Linked DNA regions of Homo sapiens: region 1 is linked to region 2. A link is an interaction called in ENCODE POLR2A ChIA-PET data of the cell type or tissue named here. Cell type or tissue: Caco-2. All regions are shown on one strand. Region 1 has its middle 19 kb from the start of TFDP3. Region 2 holds the start of HS6ST2 (heparan sulfate 6-O-sulfotransferase 2).

Region 1 (2,500 bases), 280 kb after region 2:
TCTCTCTGTTGCCCAGGCTGGAGTGCAGTGGTGTGATTATAGCTAACTGCAGCTTTGAACTCCTGGCCTCGAGCAATCTTCCCACCTCAGCCTCCCAAGTAGCTGGGACTACAGGCACACACCACCATGCCCACCTAATTTAAAAAAAAATTGTAGAAATGGGGTCTCACTACATTGCCCAGGCTTGTCTCAAACTCCTAGCCTCAAGCAATCCTCTCACCTTGGCCTCCCACAGTGTTGGGATTACAGGCATCAGCCACTGCACCCCGCCCAGAGTGACTTTCTAACTGCAAATCTGAATTCCGCCTCCAGTACCTACTAGACTAAAACTAGCCCCCTTCCTCTTTCCTGTTGCTCTGTCCATCTCCAAACCCAACCCCATGCCTCCGCATCCCTTTGATGTATTGTCTTGGCTCTTCTGGATACTACAAGGTGAATGGTCTGAATTTACTGACCTGATTATCCCCCCAGGGACTATACCCTCCCACATATGCACTGGCAGAAGAGGAAGCTGTTTGAGAGGAGAGGGCCATTTTGAAATTAAATAATAAAAGAGGCTTGAGAAACATGCAAGTTCCAGAGTAGAATTCTCTAGCCAGGGTTCTCAACATGTGGTCCATGGACCACCATCCTCAAAATTGCCTAAGGAGCTTGTTAAAAATATAGAATCTCAGGCCTCAAGCCCAGACCTACTGAATCTGCATTTTAACAAGCTCCCTAGTTGATTCCAGTATGCACTAAAGTTAGAGACCCATTTCCTTTATCGGCCTTAACTGCTTAAAACAGTGGTTCACAGACTTGGCCACAAATCAGAATAACATGGTGAGCTCAAGAAAAATATTGGCTCCTGGGTCCCACCCCTAACAATTGTGATTCAATTGGTCTGTGGCGGGACTGGACATTTGAGAATTTTAAAAGCTTCCCAGGTAATTTTAATGTGCAGCCATAGTTATAAACCAATGGTATAGAGGAAACACATGCAGCTCCATAGATAAGAGCTCCTCCATCCAAGGTTGTGTTTTCTGTGTGATTGTGTGTGTCTGTGTATGTGTGTTCAAAAATGTTAAAGTTTTTGCTGAGCCTGAGGTGTAAAGCAACATCTTCTGGGCAGATTTGGGAATTTCACTGGGGGTGACAACAGGCACTCCCAGGAAAAATATGCAGTGGGCTGACTGGTCCATTGGGAGAAATGATCATGTTGTATCACTCAGTTGCCCAATCACCCTCAAGGATTGGGGCCACAGGTGCATCCCTGGCATGGATGACCTGGCGGTGCCCACCCTTAGCACTGTGTCATTTGTACCATTAAAGTTGTACCCTCTCTGTTGGGCTCATTTGAGGCTCTCTTAAGATCTGGTGATTAATATAAAGGTGAAGATCCAAAGAGCTGACTTTTGCTTTTATCTGCACTGCCCTCCCCCCAAAGAAACAAGATTTGCCTTAAGTAGCCCCCAAGTTCATGGTTTCAGCCACATAAAAGGCTCCAGACCCATTTATGTGTCTCAGTTGTGATTGATGAATAGCCGTCCATCCTCCTGTGACTGGAGTTGCTGCTTGTTGTCGTACTACATAAAGCAATTGTATAAATTACCTCTCATCCAAGTCACAAAATATGTTTGCCAAAATGATTTCTTCTAAAATTGTAAAAGTGAAAATAGAGTACACAGAGAGAAATTGAGTTTGCTCCAAGGGGCTATGAATTCACCATTAAGAAAGCCTCGAAAAGAGATTAGCAATCCATCTGGTGTGTTTGCACATCGTTTAGTGCCATTTTGGGGCATTTCTGAAAATGTCAGTCACGGTGGGGAGGAAGAGAAGGAGGTTCCATTGGCCATTAAGATGATATACCAAGAGGCTGTGGTTATCAGGGCATGCAGTGGGGCAGCGCTTCACCAGCTCTGACCTCAGCTCAGTGAGAATTGCAAAAGCTCCAAAGTTTAATAAAAATCAGTGGCTAGATTCCAGTGCCAGGGGGTTTGATAAAGCATTGTCATAAGCTTCAGGCCATGTTCTTTGAACAAAACAACTCTCTATATTCTTGAATATCCCCCCCAACACACACACACACACACAGACACACACAGTCTTCTTCACCAAAGAAAACTGACAAATGGACAAACTCATATTTTCCAAGCCAATCTGGGAAAGATCTAAGCTAAATATGGGACATCTTAGTTAAGTATTTTGCCGAAAAGTCTCACTCTTTAGCAGTCTTAAAATTAAGACAGACTGGGCACAGTGGCTCATGCCTGTAATCCCAGCAATTTAGGAGACTGAGGCAGGAGGATCACTTGAGGCCAGGAGTTCCATACCAGCTTGGGCAACATAGTGAGACTCCATCTCTATAAAAAAAATTAAAAATGATCTGTGCATGGTGGCACATACCTGTAATCCTAGCTACTTATGAAGCCAGGGTGGGAGGGTCACTTGAGCCCAGGAGTTCAAGGCTACAGTGAACCATGACTACACCATTGCACTCCAGCCTGGGCGACAGAGTGAG
Region 2 (2,500 bases):
GCTCAGCCCGCGCTCGTCGTGCCCCCGCACCGCCCCCTTCCCCTGGAGCCGCTGCTGCGCCCCTCTCCCCCTCCCCTCCGCACCGAGTACTCCACGGCGGCGGCGGCTGCGGCGGCGGCTCCCTTCCCCGCTTCCTTCCTTCCCGGCAGGCTCAGCGCTGTGGCTTCTGCGGCACACACACACCCCCACCCCGACTCCTTCCCGCGGGCCGTTCGCCCCCTCCCCCCGCCAGAGCTCTCCGGAGCTCCCCGGAGCCCCTCCACGGGGTTTAGCCCCAGTGGGACCCCTCCGGGCCCAGTCGCCCCACTCCTCAACTCACGCCCCCAGTCCGGGCCCCCGCGTGTCTCGCTCCACTCTCGGTGGCTCCCGCTCCCATCCCCATCCCGCTTCGTCCGCCGGACTCTCCGGGCTCTTCTGCCCCTATCCTCTTTGGAGCGCACACCTCTGTCCGGGTTTCTCCCCGCATGCCCCGAAGCCCTCCTTTTGCCGGCGCCCGCGCCCGCTTGCCCACCCGGTAGGCGGCCTCGAGGGAGCTCGGAGCCGGGGGCTCAGAGTTACCCTGGGGGAATGAGCCGGCCGGCAGCCCGACTTGCTATCGGAGACGCTGCGCTGCCGGTGCCCGCGGAACAGTAGCGACGGAGCCGCGGCGTGGGCAAATGCGCGCCGCACCCCTCCGGAGACCCTAGCCGGGCCACCAATGGCCAGCTGGAACTTTACGCCCTTCTCTACCCCCCGCGGCTGCCTTCCCTCCCCGTACAGCACCTTCGCGCCCTGGCCTGGGAGCGCGAACCCCGCTTTCACCTAGAACGTACCTGGCCATGGGGCCGAAAATCTTGGAGAAGATCGCACCGAGCACGTGCTTCAGCGAGTGGCCCAGGGCGGCCAGGCCCCGAGTGAGCAGGGCCCGGCAGAGGGAGCCCAGGTCCCAGCGTCGCCTGAGGACGTGCATCCGCCTGCGGCGGCCCCGGGACAGCAGCGCGAAAAGCGGGGCGCACGCGGCTCCCGCCAGGGAAGAAGACGCCTTTCGGGGCTTGTCCAGGAGCGGCCGGGTGTGGAATCCGTGAGACACACCCCTAGGAGGGCCCGCGCGAACTGAGGCGGCGACCGACCCGGGCCGGCTCGCTGCCAATTCGGCCTCTACTCTGGAATGCCGGCGGGGACAGGTGGTGCGGACGGGCGCTCCTCGCTCCGGTTGCCGCGGCGGCTCGAACTCCCGGACTGCACACGCAGGCAGTGCCATTCCCCCCTTCAGGCAACTCAGGGTACTAAGGATCACGAGCGAGCTTGAATTTATATAATAATGCCTCACGCCTAAGAGCTCGAGCCACTTCACAAGCAGAGAACCTGGGTTTTCTCTTTTCTTGGAGTACGGAGGTCACTCCGCTTAGCGCATCACTCCACTTTGGCTCGTAATTTCAACCTCTCCTAAAATAGCAAAGGCGCAAATTGGAGCTTTTCCGTCTCTCTTTGCCAATTTCCATTCTCCAGCGGAAGCGGGGGCATTTTCTGAAAAGGTAAGTCAGCATGATAAAAAGACAGCAGGACCAAAAAGCATTACAGAATGAGAATCTGACCTTTTTTAGAGCACAGACTGTCTTCTTGCTGAATCCTGTGTACCAAACCCTGTGCCTGCAGGAGGGCTTGACTCATAAAAGGTTTGTTGAATGAATGGATACATAACTAAAAACTCCATCAGAGTGAGACCGTCTAATCCAAGGTAATGTGACACATGAGGAAACTGAGGCCCAGAGAGGGGTAGGGATGTGCCCAAGGTCACACAGCAGAGCCCCAGGGTTTGAACCCAAGAAACCCAGCACCATCCACCTATTTCCTGATACTAACACCACCTTCTCTAATAAATAGGCACAGATCTTCCTCAAGCTCCAGTGTCCGAAAGGCTCTTTTCTGCTGCTGGACCAGGAATGCAGGGTTTAACAGGGAAAGAATGGATGTTCCTTCAGGAAAAGGACCCTGGGAACTCAGGAGTCAGTCTGTCCCCATCTGATTGATCAAAGGGGCTTGCTGTACATCAGGACACTGGTGTTTCCGTGACTGAGTGTGCAACTCCCTCCAGTCCCACTGCTACAGAAGGGGCACCGGTTGGCAGCAGTGTTTCTGAGCAGTGCTGTTGGCACTGGGGCCACTGAGTGGGAGAATGCAGACCACGAGCTGAGTCCTGGGGTGGGGGCATGTCCCTCCTGGAGACAGGCTCTCCCAGTATCTCCCTTGCTGAGCTCTGCTCCATCCGTTTCCTGTTCTATCTATGCCATGAAGCGGCAAGCCTAAGAATAGTCCAGAAGTCCTGGGAAATCTGTCCCTGGGCAGCACTGGGATAATCACTTGCCCCTCCTGAGCCTCAGTTTTCTTGTCTGTAAGATAGGACCAATTATGTCCCCTGTTTTGACCAACTGAGTCACCGTGGGGATGAAATGTAGAAACCTTTAGGCCACTCCAAATGTGAGGCTGTGTTTACCTGTTGCTCTAAGCTCAATGTGCCAAC

Evidence for each region. Peaks named below come from ENCODE experiments on the same cell type or tissue, not always from the same donor. Only the 100,000 strongest peaks of a DNase experiment are listed, where the experiment ranks them.
Region 1: POLR2A ChIA-PET joins it to region 2 with 6 read pairs; 2 of 35 experiments call an interaction of 5 or more read pairs at or near these places.

The regions. Positions count from the first base shown.
Region 1 is chrX:133,235,621-133,238,120 of GRCh38, forward strand. No RefSeq gene overlaps it. Among named protein-coding and RNA genes, the nearest start is that of TFDP3, 19 kb to the left of the region's middle. RefSeq lists an enhancer at 101-926. In Caco-2, no CTCF peak of the experiment used is centred here; no DNase peak of the experiment used is centred here.
Region 2 is chrX:132,957,363-132,959,862 of GRCh38, forward strand. HS6ST2 (heparan sulfate 6-O-sulfotransferase 2) reads right to left here and starts at 1,267. Exons shown (of 5, transcript NM_001394073.1): 1 at 813-1,267. The coding sequence starts at 1,240. LOC124905219 (a long non-coding RNA gene) reads left to right here and starts at 73. Exons shown (of 2, transcript XR_007068337.1): 1 at 73-1,514. RefSeq lists an enhancer at 646-1,146. In Caco-2, a CTCF peak has its summit at 1,216; DNase peaks (open chromatin) are centred at 99 and 1,069; H3K4me3 peaks cover 1,814 bases.